Linked DNA regions of Homo sapiens: region 2 is linked to region 1. The links are chromatin loops, found by intact Hi-C in ENCODE. Cell type or tissue: dorsolateral prefrontal cortex. All regions are shown on one strand.

What was found. Peaks named below come from ENCODE experiments on the same cell type or tissue, not always from the same donor. Only the 100,000 strongest peaks of a DNase experiment are listed, where the experiment ranks them.
Region 2: a loop joins it to region 1, with 4 times the contacts of the local background. A loop is called at or near these places in 26 of 110 quality-filtered maps.

What each region holds. Positions count from the first base shown.
Region 1 is chr14:96,096,798-96,104,797 of GRCh38, forward strand. LOC124903374 (a long non-coding RNA gene) reads left to right here. Exons shown (of 2, transcript XR_007064321.1): 1 at 1-924; 2 at 1,844-2,236. Among named protein-coding and RNA genes, the nearest start is that of C14orf132, 61 kb to the left of the region's middle. RefSeq lists an enhancer at 163-664. In dorsolateral prefrontal cortex, CTCF peaks have their summits at 2,135 (motif pointing left), 2,344, 3,952 (motif pointing right) and 4,153; DNase peaks (open chromatin) are centred at 2,124, 3,454 and 3,964; H3K4me3 peaks cover 487 bases; H3K27ac peaks cover 2,896 bases.
Region 2 is chr14:95,556,931-95,564,930 of GRCh38, forward strand. No RefSeq gene overlaps it. Among named protein-coding and RNA genes, the nearest start is that of LINC02318, 13 kb to the right of the region's middle. RefSeq lists an enhancer at 742-1,241. In dorsolateral prefrontal cortex, CTCF peaks have their summits at 4,181 (motif pointing right) and 4,387; a DNase peak (open chromatin) is centred at 4,191.

The sequences.
Region 1 (8,000 bases):
AGAGTATTGTCTTGTCCCAGAAGTGCTTTTGGAAATAGCATCATTCATTCATTCATTCATTCATTCATCCATTCCTTCACTGAGTCTCTACTCTGAGCTGGACAGGCAAGGATACACCCTGGCTCCTGCCCCCACGGTACTCATGGTCCAGGCTCGAAGTCCCTGTGTCATGATCATGGTTGGGGCAGCAGGACCCAGTTCTCCCCTGAGATTAAGTCTCAGAAGACACCTGGTTAACCAGCCAAAGTCTGCATGAGGGTGACACTGGCTGGAGAGTGCCGCCCACAGGGAATGCTCAGGTGGTGCCTTATACCTCGTTGGAGCCTTCTGAGTGGGAAAGGCACCTCCCTGTGTGGCTCCTGCAGGTGCTGCTGGGGCCTAGCACCCTAGCACCTATCTCAAGAAGTCAGACATGGCTGCTGGGGCAGGTGCATGCTGGTCTTGGACTCTCAGCATCTGTTGTCACTCCTTTCGGTAAAGCATGCTATTTCCTCTTGGGGAGCCACAATCCGCAGTCTGTGTACTCGATCCCTCCTGGGCTTGGTAGCCTGAATGCCCCATGGTCACAATGATATGTGCAGGGTGTGTGCCTGGCTCTGGCCTGGGCAGTGGTGACCTTGCAACCCCCTGATCCCAGTGGCTGGGCCAGGAGTGATTACACAACCAGACAGATGCAGGCAGCACAGATGTCCTGACTTGTAAGCGAGCACTGGGAAGCAGTCTGCACGGGGGACCCTGTCTCTCTGCTGGAAGGAAAGCCAGGAGGATGTGCGCCTGTCTTGGCAGCTGCCATCTCACCGCTGTGAGAGAAGCTGCTGAGAGTGGAGGTGCAGCAAGTAGAGCCCAGAGATGGGAAGAAAGAGACTGGCTCCTGCTGGGTCTAACCGGACCCCTGTGGATCAAACCACATCTGATTCTCCTTATGTAAGCTGATCAATTCCCCGTCTACTTGAACCGGTTTGAGTTGGGTTTCTGCCCCTTGTCATAGAAGGGATGTTGGCGATACTCCTTCAGTGCACTCTGGCCTTCACCCCACATGGGGATGGCCACCCCCAGGTTGAGGAGCTCTAGGGGGCCGTCCTATTCATCCTCGGCCATCCTGGGCTCTCCTGCCTGGCTGCTGCCTCACTCTATCCCTGCTGTCACCCAGTTCCCTTTGTCCCTCGAAGCTTGAACTTTGAGTCCAGCCACAGGTTCAGCTTTTCTGGCTCGACACATTGTCCTTGGTTTTGGCCTTATCTGCTGGTTTCTGATGGCCTCAGATACTGTCCACCAATGAGGCTCAACACCTCGGACCTGACCCCAGAATTAGCCTGATCCTGCCTCCAAAGAATTACAATTTGTCAAACAAACTCCCTCCTCATTTTTGTTTCATGCCAGTAGAGTGGGGCGGGGGGCTGCCCCGGTACAGCCCTCTGTCATTACTGCTGCTCTGGGAAGCCTAACATCACCAACATTATGCATCCCACTTCGTAGTTTGCAGAAATCTTTCATGCAGTGGACTGAATATTTGTGTCACCCCCCGCAAAAAAATTCCTATGTTGAAATCCTAACCCCTAATGTGATGGTATTGGGAGGTGGGGAGGTCTTTGGGGGGCGATTAGATCATGAGGGTGGAGCCACATGAATGGAAAGTTCTCTCATCAAAGGGACCCCAGAGAGCTCTCTCGCCCCCATTCTGCCAGGTGAGGATGTAATAAGACGGCCCTCTGCAACCCGGAAGAACTCAACCTTGCTGGCACTTTGCTCTTGCACTTCCAGCCTCTAAAGCTGCAAGAAATAAATCTCTGTTGTTTCTCCAAGCTAAGACATCTCACATACATTTTCTAATTTGATCACACAGGAGCCCTGCAGTGCACTGCCCAGATGCCCTGGGAGGGCTGGTGCATTTTGGTGTGCCCCCCTCCCAGCAGCAGTGTGCCTTTGTCTCCAACTGCAACCCCTGCAGCCTGCCCTCTGGCTATGGGTCCAGCAGCTTTGCCCACACAGGAGCAGCCAGGAAGGCCAGGCAGTTTGCTCCCTTCCTCCTCCCACATGGTGGCACTGATGACAGGTGTCCCAGCTCCTTTGCCTCCAATGGGCTCTAACAACTTACACCCCGGAGCTCCCTGCAGGACCAAGCTGAGGCTGCCCCCAGCAGGACATTGCCTGAAACTGCTACCCTGGCTTTGCTTCCTGCAAACATCCCTGTTTCCCAGAAGCACTTCCTTAATAAATCACTTGCATTGAACCCTTATCTCAGGTCTGTTTCTGGGGAACACATTGAAAGAAATGGCCCTAACTCCCATGAGAGCTAGATATGTTCTTCTACATTTTACAGATCAGGAAGCTAATGCTCAGAGAGGTTAAGCAACCTGTCTAATATCACACAGCCAGTGAGTGACAGGGTAGGCTTCAAACTCAGTTCTTCTAGACCCCACAACCCAAGGCACTCCATCCTCCATTGATTAATTAGATGCCTGGGATTGCAATTAGCAATCAAGACTTCAGAAGCTGGACATTAACACCAGAGCCTTAGAGAGCTCTCTGCAGCCCAGAGTCATCGTAAACACTGGCCACAGCAGCCACAGCCCTGAGTCTCATCTGCCCTCTCTCCCGAGCCTTGTCCATCCTTTTTCTTGCTCTGTAAGCCAACCATGTGGATCCCAGGATGGAACCCTTCATGTCCATCCAGATAGCCCTGAAGAGGAGAAACACAGAGCCCCAGTTGCTGCAGGGTCTGAACCCAACTGTGACTGTTTCTACCCTGTGAAAAAGATACTTGTTGGGGGAAGGGGGGAGGGATAGCATTAGGAGATATACCTAATGTAAATGACGAGTTAACGGGTGCAGCACACCGGCATGGCACATGTGTACATATGTAACAAACCTGCACATTGGGCACATGTACCCTAGAACTTAAAGTGTAATTTTAAAAAAATAAAAAAAAGGAAAGAAATGAAACTGGTGAAAAAGGGAAATGTATAAACACATACTACAATGGCTGGCTCACTAACTGCAGTCGTCTGAGATACTGCAATGAACAAACTAAGTATTTTGAGACTTTCTGTCGAAAACTGTGATGGGTCACCATGATGGTGACCAAAGAGCCGAGATCCCGAGAAATTTCATTCTTCATACGTGCAGATGTACAAAAAGGACATCTCTCCATTTACTGAGGAAGTTTCAATGTTCGTACGTACGTGGGCAATACTTATACAAAATGTCAATATTGTGATAATGTGCTTTTGTAGAGTCAAATTTGCAAAAAAAGAAAAAAAAAAAGAAAAAGGTACTTGTTATGAAGCCACTGACGAAGGTTTTCTTATATCCATTCAAGGTTTCCCCACCTTGCAGTGTGCTTAGGGTTCCTTTTGTTTGGGGGAGGGGACAAGAACACTACTGGGCAAATGTGAACATGAAAACACCATGTGACGGATGACCAGTCAGTCACAGGCACGTGGCTGTGTGATGGCCCCATGTGACTCCTACTGGCTGGCTCCAAGTGCTGCTAGAAGCTGGATCAGAGGCGGAATCCTTGGTGGGCCGCTCAGAGCCGTGAGCACCCGGGCTCCCTTACACGCATAGGCCTGCAGCATCAGGGGGTCGTGTGAGCTGGGGCTGCCTTCAGAGGAGCTCGTGGCACGGCCGAGATGCCCTCCCTTCTCCCTTACCTACACTACCCTCCTCCCTACCTCCCTCCTCCCTACCTCCCTCCTCCCTCCCTATGCTCCCCTCCTCCCTACCTGGACTCTCCTCCTTCAAGGAGTATTGTTTGTCTGCACCTGTGCTGACGCTCAATTTTTGACTCCCTGGAGGAACATTCAAAATCCTGCCTTGCCCAAGAAACTCCAAAACATTTAATTTATTCCCAAAATTTGCCTCCGGGGCAATTACGAGTTACTGGGCCTAGAAAATCAGTCGGATGGAAAAATGCAGTGAGCCAGGACCAGCAGGGGTCAGTGTGGTATTAGGGATGGGAACAGACCCCGGCAGCCTCTGGGGTCAGTGGGTTGTCGCCCGCTGGTGGCTGCAAAGAAAAACAGAAGAAGCTCTGAGATTCCCCCCAGTACCTTTCAGGAACTCATGTTCCCATACGAGAAATAACCCACAAACCACGAGGTCCCAGAGAGGAAATTAACTGATAACTCCCTGGGATCACCCTGCCCCACCCCCAAAATAAATGCCAAGCAAACCTTCTAAGCCAGAAGCCAGACAGGTGAACAGGCCGAACCCGGTCCTCAGACCTCCTCTGATGGAACTGGGCATGGCTCTGATTTGTTTGAATAAAGCTTTGCATTGAAGTACAACATACAGAAAGAAAACTGTGTATACCGTTCAACAAATTTTGACGACGTCCTCATACTCCATAAATCCAGAAATGGGGCCAACAAGCGGAACATTCTCAGAAACGTCTTCAGCCTGCACCTTGTTGTGAAACTCACTTAAATTGGTTGCCAACAATAACAGTAACAGAAAATTTGGATTTCTGTTTTTTCTGGAGAAAATGGAAAGATTCACACAGCGGCTGCCTGCCCGTGCTTGGAACAGCAGTTCATGCCCGGCCCCCTAGCCCAGGGAAGAGGGGAGCCTGCCCTGTGCCCTCTGTTTTAAAGGCCCTCCCTGTCCTCCTCTTACATGGTCCTTCCCCACAAGGCAAGGACTCCAAAGGCCAGAAGACATGTCCACCTGGCTCTGTCCTCCCCCTTCTAGATCACACTTCTGTACTCAGGACCCCAGAATTCTGTCTGTGTTTGTATTTTTGAGAGCTGACTGCCATGGTTCAGGAGCAGCTGTCTGTGACATGAGGAAAGGGCATGTCCAAGATGTTCCAGCTGGCCGGGCGCGGTGGCTCACACCTGTAATCCCAGCACTTTGGGAGGCCGAGGTGGGTGGATCATCTGAGGTCGGGAATTTGAGACCAGCCTGGCCAACATGGAGAAACCCCGTCTCTACTAAAAATACAAATTAGCCAGCACATGGTGGTGGCACATGCCTGTAATCCCAGCTACTCAGGAAGCTGAGGCAGGAGAATCGCTTGAACCCGGGAGGTGGAGGTTGCAGTGAGCCAAGATTGCGCCATTGCACTCCAGCCTGGGCAACAAGAATGAAACTCCGTCTGTAAATAAATAAGTAAATAAGTGATGTTCAAGCTGTGGATGGGAAGACAAGGGGGGCAGACCTGGGGCCAGGCCCACTGTCCTGGGCTCCACACCCCAGCACAGCACCCTAAAAAGCCACTACTAGAGTTCACAAGAGAAACAGACCAATATAGTGTGTGTGTGTGTGTGTGTGTGTGTGTGTGTGTGTGTGTGTGTGTGTGTGTATGCGTGGGGTTGGGGGAGAGAGAGAGATTTATTTTAAGGAATAAGGAATTAGTTTGTGCAATTATGGGTCCTGGCAAGTAGGGCTGGCTGAAATTTGTAGGGCAGGCTGGTAGGCCAGATATTGCTGTCTTAGGTCCACATTCCACAGGGCAATTGCCTGGAATCTCAGGCAAAGTTTTTGTGCTTCAGTCTTGAGAATTCCTTCCTCCTGGGGGAAAGTCTATCCCCTGAGGCCTTCAACAGATTAGATGAGGCCCAGCCACATGATGGAAGGTCATCTACTTAACTCAAAGTCTAGTAACTTAAATGTCAATCACATCTAAAATATACTTGCACAGCACCAGCTAGGCTGGGTTTGACCAAATAACTGGGCCACCATAGCTTAGCCAAGTTGACATAAAAGTCACCATCACAGATTCCCAGAAGGCTATATTCAAACCCAGCCTTCCTTCTAGGGTGCAAAGGTGCATCTGTCCAGGTAAAAGGAGAGAGCATATTTTGCTCACAATTCATTAGCTGAATCATATCTTTAAAACGTTTCGACAAATGGCATGTTGTCCTGCATTTGTGCAGTAGCCCTGGACCAGCATGAGTTAATGGAAGCCTCCCTGAAACTCCAGGTTGTTCTATAGCAGCTGGCTTTAGCTTCATCTTGCCTGTCTGGCCCTGTAGGTGTTGTGTTTGCAACCCTAGACTTAAAGAATAACAGTTGGGAGAGGGATAGAGGGGATGAAATTATTAGCCAGGCTATTAATTTCAGACTGGTTCTAGTTCTGTGAATATTTATGAAATCCCATCAAAGTCACCCTGCCCCCACCTTTGTATTGGCTATGGTGGTGGGGGATGGGAGGTGAGGGATTACGATTCTGTTTCCTGGGAGTACAATGGAGGAACATCCTATGGATTTAAGGAGATGATGTCAGCAGCAGGCCTTACTCACAGTGTGTGCTCACAGACCCTAGCAATGATTGCCACTGTGGGGGCTCACTGCTCAACAGAGCAGCCCACCTCCCACTAACACCCATTCCCTCATGGTTGGAAGAGTTGGGCAGGGCCTCATCTGCCTTAGAGTTCTTTAGGGAGCACCTTTCTCCTTGTTTAGTATTTGGGAGGAGGCAAGAGAGAGGAAAGTGCACTAAGGAGAGGCCAAGTCTGGCCCACTGCCTGTTTTTATAAATAAAGTTTTATTGGAAACACAGCTACACCCATGAGTTTAGTCCTTGTCCATAGCTGTTTAAGTACTGCAATAGGAGCTGAGTCGTTGCAACAGAGGCCATATAGCCAGCAAAGTAAAAAATAATTACTGTCTGGCCCTCTATAGAAAACGTTTGCCAACCTCACCAGAGAAGGTAATTCTGAGAATTAGCCCTTCCTAAAGACCAGGCAAGGTCACCTGGCTAGTCCAGCAGGAAAGTCTCACTTCTTCACCTTCCCTTTTGTCATCTTTGGGGGCAGCTGCCCCTACGGAGCTTAGGAGGAAGCAGTTCGGTACACAGCTGGCACAGAGAAGGCAGCCCCACAATCATTTGTCCTATCATCCCATCTTTACCCCAAGTAGGTCACTTATCATTAGCCCTTGGGTTAACAGAGACAGACGGAAGCAGCCTTGGAAGCCACATATGGCTGCACAGTGACAGGTTGTCACTACACAGAGGCATCTGGCCCAGGGGCATCCAGGGGCTGACGTGCAGATTGTGCCACTCACCAAGCTGTGTACCCAGTGTGGGCCACCTGTGCCCAGAGGACAAACACCTCCTCTTAGTTTTCATAAAAGAACCCATGAGGCATATGAGCTAATGTGGTTGCCCTCCAGGGGCTGGGCTGGATATCCATCCTGGCTCTGACCTTGGGCAAGAGACACACATTATCTGAGCCTCAGTTTCCTCATCAGTAAAATGGGAGCAAGAGTAGCACTGTGCTAGGCTGATGAAGGCCCTCCAAAGATACCCCTTGAACCCATGAATATGTTTCCTTAGATGGCAAAAGGGACTCTGAAGATGTGACTAAGTCAGGATCTTGAGATGGGAGACCATCCTGCATTATCCAGGTGGGCCCAATGTCATCACAAGGGTCCCCATGAGAGGGAGCAGGGGGTCAGAGTGAGCTCTCAGAATGTGACAAAGGAAGCCAGAGGTTGGAGTAACGCAAGGAAGGGGCCACAAGCCCGGGGGTGTAGGCTGCCTTTCCAAGCCAGAAAAGGCAAGGAAACAGATTTTCCCCTGGAGCCTCCAGAAAGACCCAGCCCCACCAACACCTTGACTTTAGCCTAGTGAGACTAATTTTGGACTTCTAGTATCAGAACTATAAGGTACTAAATTGATGTTGTTTTAAGCACTAAATTTGCAGTCATTGGTGACAGCAGATGTAGGAAACTCTACCACAAGCACCTCCCCTAGAGGATCACTGTAGGGATGAACTGAGATGAGGCCTCTAAGCATCCGGTCCCTGGGGCACAGCTTGGAGCTCAGTAAGTGGGAGCCACTGCCACTCGGTCAATACTGGGGCTTCCGAACCTCTGCCCCTATCCACCTCCTGCCTCTTTCCGGCCCCAGGAACCTCCTGGGGGAAACGAGGAGTGACCTCTGACCACGTGAGGAAGGGAAGGAGACCATATGGTGGAGATTACAGTCATTGCATCCTCGGCCCCTTCCAGACTTGCCCAACCACGGGAGGCAGGCCAGGTGGCCGTGAAGT
Region 2 (8,000 bases), 540 kb before region 1:
TTCCCAATGGGAGGACTTTTGAAAACGTTTTGATAGTTTAAATATAAAAACCTTTATGGATGTGGATGACATAGTCAACTATATTAAATATATGGTACACCAACTATGTTAAATGTGTTTTAACACACGCTTAACATTTTACCAATGAGAGCATTGAGGAACAGAGAAGATGTGTAACTTGACCAGGGACACACAGCTGAAAAAGCGGAAGAACTAGAAAATATAAGGCCAGGCAATTGGCGCTGGAGCCCACAATCTATTAATTTAGCTACATTTAATATATCATCAAGTAATACATTTATTTACAAATGTTGCTTTTCTTCTCAGCTTGTGAAACAACTACTAAAATGCTCTGCTGGAATTTTCAGCATCAGTGTCTCTCATGACTGGAGCACTTTTTGAGCTCTGCCACAAGTTTCCAAGAGCAGCGCTTCTCAAACTTCTCAAACGTGATTGTGCATGTGACTCACCTAGGGATCTAATTCAAATGCAGATTCCTACCGCGCATGTCTAACAAGCTCCCAGGTGTCTCCGCTACTGCTGCTGGTCCACACACCACAGCATGAGAATCAACGTCAAGAGTGCCTTTCCTTGACTTTTTTGAGACAGGGTCTTGCTGTGTTGCCCAGGCTGGGGTGCAGTGGTGTGATCTCTGCTCACTGCAACTTCCGCCTTCTAGGCTCAAGCGATCCTCCCGCCTCAGCCTCCTGAGTAGCTGGGATTACAGGTGCACACAACCACGCCCGGGTAATTTTTTGGTATTTTTGGTAGAGACAGGGTATTGTCATGCTGCCCAGGCTAGTCTCGGCTGCCCAGGCTGCTCCCGAGCTCCAGCGACCCACCCGCCTTGGCCTCCCAAAGTGCTGAGATTACAGGCAGGAACCACTACACTCAGACTACCTTTACTTTTATTTAAGTTTTCTGAGCTGGAGCAGTTTTGAATCCATGTATGACCACTTCCATGAGCATTTTATCTTAAGCACATTAGGACACTGAATTTTTTTTTCTGTAGGTGTTTAACCATGGTCTCTATGATGTAACTACCCATCGATTTGCTTTTTAAAGTGATCTTTAAAAGGCTTGTTTACCGTATGAAAGAATGCTCAACATCACTAATCATCAGAGAAATGCAAACCAAAACCACAATGAGGTATCATCTCACACCAGCCAGAATGGCTATTATTAAAAAGTCAAAAAACAACAGATACTGGCCAGGCTGCAGAGAAAAGGAAACCCTTATTGGTGGGGATGTAAATTAGTTTACATTGTTTGGTGGGAATGCAAATTAGTTCAGCCACTGTGGAAAACAGTTTGGAGATTTCTCAGAGCATTTAAAACAGAACTACCATTCCACCTAGCAATCCCATTACTGGGCATATATCCAAAGGAAAATAAATCATTGCACCAAAAAGACACATGCACTTGTATGTTCATCACAGCACTATTCACGATAGCAGAGATATGGAATCAACCTAGGTGCCCATCAAAGGTGGATTGGATAAAGAAAATGTGGTATATATACACCATGGACTACTATGCAGTCATAAAAAAGAATGAGATAATGTCCTTTGCAGCAACCTGGATGCAGCTGGAGGCCATTATACCAAGTGAATTAATGCAGAAACAGAAAACCATATACCACATGTCCTCACAAATGGAAACTAAACATTGGGTACATATGGATGTAAACAAGGAAACAGTAGACACTGGAGACTACTAGAAGCGGGGAGAGGGAGTCGGGAAAGGGCTGAAAAACTACCTATTAGGTACTATGCTCAGTGATGGAATCATTCCTACCTCAAACCTCAGTGTCATTCAATATATCCGTGTAACAAACCTGCACATGTACCCTCCCAATCTAAAATAAAAGTTGAAATTATATATAAATATAAAAATATATATGTATATATAAATATAAAAATATATACATATGTGTATATAAAAATATATACGTGTGTGTGTGTGTATATATATATATATATTTTTTTTTTTTTGAGACGGAGTCTCGCTCTGTCACCCAGGCTAGAGTGCAATGGTGCTATCTCAGCTCACTGCAACCTCCACCTCCTGGGTTCCAGTGATTCTTTTGCCTCAGCCTCCTGAGTAGCTGGGATTACAGGCATGCACCACCACACCCGGCTAATTTTTGTATTTTTAGTAGAGACAGGGTTTCACCATGTTGGTCAGGCTGGTCTCGAACTTCTGACCTCGTGATCTGCCCGCCTGGGCCTCCCGAAGTGCTGGGATTATAGGCATGAGCCACCGCGCCCTGCCGAAATTCTATATTTTTTAAAAGGCTTATTTACAATGTCGTTCAACATTCCAGCTGGGATTACTAGCTGTATCTGGTTTAAACGTGTTTGGCCAAACAGCTCACCTTGAGGTCATTTCAGGCTAATGTGGCTTCCCCAGAAAGACTGTAGTTATTTAAACTAAAGTAATTGAAAGAGTGCCCAGTTATGTAAGAATCTGGAAAGATTAAACAATAAGCACCTATTCTTTTCAAGAGATAGTCTTGGGAAACGTGAATCTTGCTGATGCAGGCCTTTTGCTTACAGAACTCAGCTGGGCCATGCACTGGCTGTGCCCCAGCCCCCGTGGCTTCTTTCTCACGCTGTCAGGCTTGGACCCACCCTCTGCTCTTGTTCCTTCTCTTTGGAAATTCTTCTTTCCTACACATCTACCTTCTTCTCATGATTCAGATCTTAATTCAAAGAGGTCTTTTCTATTGTCCTGGCTGGAGAGCAAACCCCAGCTTATTCCACCAGAACCCCAGTCAGTATCATCTTTTTTTTGTTTTTTTTTGAGACGGAGTCTCACTCTGTCACCCAGGCTGGAGTGCAGTGGCATGATCTCGGCTCACTGCAAGCTCTGCCTCCCGGGTTCACTCCATTCCCCAGCCTCAGCCTCATGAGTAGCTGGGACTACAGGCGCCTGCCACCACGCCCAGCTAATTTTTTTTTTTTTTTTGTATTTTTAGTAGAGATGGGTTTCACCATGTTAGCCAGGATGTTCTTGATCTCCTGACCTCATGATCTGCCCACCTCAGCCTCCCAAAGTGCTGGGATTACAGGTGTGAGCCACCGCGCCTGGCCCAGTATCATCTTTTATTCTTCTTCCTTCTTCATGACATTTACCAATACCTAAAACGAGCTTGTATACAAATGCATGTATGTACACAAGCATGTATGTATATAACTACATGTGTGTGTGAGAGATGGTACAGCATGTTTACCTTTTGCCAGAATGCAACTTCCAAAAGGGCAGAAACTATGTCTGTCTTATTTTTCTAAGGGCTTAACACTATTTATTGAATAATTAACAAAAGCTCATTCCTTAGACTGTTTAGGATGCCATAACAAAATACTGTAAGCTGGGTGGCTATAAAACAACAGAAATTTTGGCCGGGTGTGGTAGCTCATGCTTGTAATCCCAACACTTTGGGAGGTTGAGGCAGGCAGATTGCTTGAAGCCAGGAGTTCAAGACTAGCCTGGACAACATGGCGAAAACCTGTTTCTACAAAAAATACAAAAATTATCCGGGTGTGGTGGTGCATGCCTGTAGTCCCAGCTTCTTGGAAGGCTGAGGTGAAGGGATTGCTTGAGCCCAGGAGGTGGAGGTTGCAATGGGCCATGACTGTGCCACTGCACTCCAGCCTGGGCAACAGAGCAAGACTCTGTCTCAAATATATATATATATTTCTCACAGTTCAGGAGGCTGGCAAGTCCAAGATCAAGGCCCCGGCTGATTTGGTGTTTAGTGAGGACCCACTTCCTCATAGCTAGCGGCTTCTTCCTATGTCCTTGCATGGTAGCAGGGATTAGGGTGTCTTTGCGGTCCCTTTTATAAGGGCACTAATCCCTCTGCTGAGGATTGCACCGTTACGACCTGATCACCTCCCATAGGCCCCATCTTCTAGTACCATCACCCTTGGGGTTAGTTAGGATTTCAACATAGGAATTTAGGGCAGACACAAACATTCGGACCACAGCAGGTTGCTTTTGGTTTTGTTTTCAATGCTAAGTGGATCAAATCCTTGCATAGTCTGAAATTTTACTCCAAAAGGTAAAATATCAGGCTAGCATTTCTTTGAGATGGCCTGTTCTAAATGCTTTTGTTCTGGTCTGACACAGTCATATCATGGGAAACCAGCAGATGGCGCTGCTTCTCCGGGAATGAGCCCCGTTATTGCAGGTGGCCTCCATCTGGCTCCCTTCTGCCTGCAGGTGCACTTCTTATGCTTCGCCACCACGCGGAGCCGCGTTCTGCACTCTCCACCTTCCCTAAGTAAATTCTCTATGTGAAAAACAAATCAGGGAGATTTCTCTATGTCCCCAGGTAGAGCCCGAGTCCCGTACATTCCACATTTTTTCTGACCTTGCATCCTTCCCATCATTTCAAGGGCCCGAGGGAGAGCGTTTGGGCTCCAGACAACACAATCATATCAGAAACGTCGAATGTGTCCACATCCATTTTTTTTTCTCTCTGGAAATGCTCCCTTTAATAGGCCAGAATAGGGCTTCGAGCTGTCCTAGAGAGAGGGGCAGGAATTTGGGCACTGAAGACCAGAATCAGAACCTGGCTCCCATTTACCTTGGACAAACCACTCAAGCTCTCGGAGCCTCAGTTTCCTCATCGGTAAAAAGGAGAAAATAATAGTGCCTCCTATCAAAGAATAAATAAAAGACATAGGTAATATAATAAGCCAATTAATTTGCTTATCTATGAGGGAAACAAATGATAGATTGACTTCTACATGGGTAGGATTTATATAGGAGACACAAGAGAGAGGGAAAAAGGCAAAAATTGAAAAATCCCAGACAGTTGGGGGTAGCCAACTTTGTTTTCCTTTCCTTAGTTGGGATGTGGAGTAGGTGGTATTCAAAGTATCCTCCCCTTGGGCTGCGGGTGGTCATCAAAGAAGGTAATCTCAATTGTTTAAGGACTCCCCAAGAGCTTGTGGGTTTGACTCTGCCATATTCAAGACAGGCTATCCCTGCGCTGTCTGTCAGGGTCCTTTGATAGCACCTTCATTTCCCACCTGACTGAAGACTCTAAGAATACACATGATATTGTGCTGGAAAATGTGACACGCCGCACACAAATTGCAATTTCCAAGTAGTTCATTGTCGAAAGCTGCTGCCAAATTGGTTGCCACAGCCAGACACCTGGAAACCCCATTTGCCTCCTTCTTCCAATCCAAACAAGTCCTGTTGGTATCTGCCCCCAAATATCTCTTGAATTGCATTTCTTCTCTCCACACCAACCCCTTACCATACCCCGTATTTCCTAACTAGCCCCACCTGTCCATTACCCGTGCTTAAGAAACCACACACCTGTAACTCATCCTGGATTCAACTATGCAGTGGTTCCCTTTGTGCCAGAAAGCTCAGGACGACCCCGGCAGTAGCTGCTGAGGCCCTGTGGCTCTGGGCCCACTCTGGTGATGTCTTCTTTGGCTGTCTGTGCTCCCTCACATTCAGCTGCTTTCATTCTCCTGCAGGCTCCAGGCTCTCTCATCCCTTGGGTCTAAAAAATGCTGTCCTCTTTGGGAGCTCATTCCCTCTCTTTGAACCTTCTCTCATCCAGATAAAAGTACTCATCCCATGGGGCTCAGCTGAAAACACCTGTCTCCGGGGAGGCCTGCCTGACCCCCTAGCATAGGTCACATCTCCCTATCCTGACGTGTGTCTCCTGGGTCCCCATCCCTTCACTATCTCAGCCCTTGGGAGGTCACTTGTCGCCTCCACTAGAATGAAAATTCCCAGAGGGACCTGGCATAGCCAAAGCAGTAGGAGTGGAGGGGGAAGGTGGAAGCTTTGCTTTGCTGTAAAATCAGGCTCAATGTGGCGTCTTCCTCCAAGTCTTGCCTGGTCCATCTAGATAAAACCTGCTGCCTCTCTCCTCTGAAATCCTACTCGCTCTGTATGACCAGCCCGACATCAGGCTTAGCTGTATGAGTGTTGTGAACACTACTGGATTGTAAGAGCTCTAGGAAAGCACCATTGCACAATGGTTAGGAGAATGGCTTAGGAGCAGCGAGCCTGGGTTCGAGTCCTGCACCCCTCCTATTAGCTGAGTGATCATAGGCAAAGTACACATGGCCTCAGAGCCCCAGGCTTTGTCATGGTACAGACGCACTCACAATACCTGTTGTGAGGACCAAGGACGTAACACATCAAGCCCAGCCCTGTGGGCACTTTCTGCAACAATCAGACTGATCACGGGCTGCCACTTCATTTGCATGGGGTGAACACCAAGTGGCCAATGGGAAACCTCCAGTGGGTGGGTACTTGGACCTCAGAAGATTCTGTAACAGGGCCCTTGAGCCGCTGCTCTGGTCACTCCCACCCTGTGGAGTGTACTTTCACTTTCAATAAATCTCTGCTTTCATGTCTTCATTCTTTCCCTGCTTTGCTGTGCATTTTGTCCAATTCTTTGCTCAAAATGCCAAGAACCTGGACAACTTGCAGTCAATATCCTTTACTGGGCCGGGCACGGTGGCTCACGCCCGTAATCCCAGCACTTTAGGAAGCCGAGGCGGGCGGATCACCTGAGGTCAGGAGTTCAAGACCACCCTGGCCAACATGGTGAAACCTCGTCTCTACTAAAAATACAAAAATTAACCAGATAGTGGATGCCTATAATCCCAGCTACTCGGGAGGCTGAGGTAGAAGAATTGCTTGGACCCAGAGGCAGAGGTTGCTGTGAGCTGAGATCGCGCCATTGCACTCCAGCCTGGGCGACAGATCAAGACTCCATCTCAAAACAAACAAACAAACAACAAAAAAAAATCCCTATTGGTAACAAACTGAGTGTGAAGCCTAGCAAAGGTACGCAGTAAATACTGAATGAGTGAGTGAACGAATAAAAAGAAAATCACAGCAAATCATCACTTTTATTTGGTGACTCAGTTCTTAATAACAGGCCAATTTTAAAAACTTAAGCTTAGAAAAAGAAGTGCCTTGTCTAAGGTCCTTGAGCTAGTTCCAACCCAATGGGGCCGAGACCTGCCGGTGGCTGCACACTTGCTGTTAGTTCTCCCCACGCTGCCATGTCCCCAGAAAGGACACCCGTGAGGCTGAGCTTTGCTGAGAAGGTGCCCGGGATATCTCATGGGCAGGGAGTGGTAGGGGTAGACCCTCCCAGTCCTTCCAAATGCCCGTGGAAATCTGCTGGCAGCTGCAAAGGCCTGGCCCAGACACCCTCAGAGATGTTGGTTAATGTGTGGGATTCAGAGGCCCAGGTGTCAGGGAAAATAAAGACAAGGATGCTGGCTGGCTGCCTTCCTCCTTGGCAGTTTGCAAAGTCAATGAGTCAATGTCCCAGAACAGGGCCTTTGGGGAGAAAAGTAGCCAGCTGCGGCTGTGTCCCTGCTGGGAGTGGCTTGCTGAGAACAGTCTTGCTAACCAGCTTCTGTTGGGTTGTGCTGTGTTTGTGGGGTCAGAGTGATGATGGTGTTATTGGCGTCACAAAAAACTGCATGTGGGGGTGCGGTCTGAGCCCCAGGGTCCAAGCTCACTGCTGTGCCGCCATGGTGATCGAGCATCGCGGGTTCCCCTCGCTGTGGGTTTGGGATCAGGCAGTACCTGGTATGGTGCTTGTCTCTTACTGTGAGACCCTGGGCAAACCTGCCCCTCCCTTCTACTCCACAGGCCTTTTCACCTGTCAGAGGGGAGAAGAGTAACATCTGGTTGGGCACAATGCCTCACATCTGTAATCCTGACACTTTGGGAGGCTGAGGAGGGTGGATTGCTTGAGCTCAGGAGTTCAAGACCACCCTGGGCCACATAATATGACCTTGTCTCTAATAATAATAAATAAATAAAATAAAAGAGTAGGCCAAGCACAGTGGTTCACACCTGTAATCCCAGCACTTTGGGAGGCTGAGGTGGGTGGATCACTTGAGGTCAGGAGTTCGAGACCAGCCTGGCCAACATGGTGAAAACCCATCTCAACTAAAGATTTTTAAAAATTAGCCAGGTGTGGCCAGGTGTGG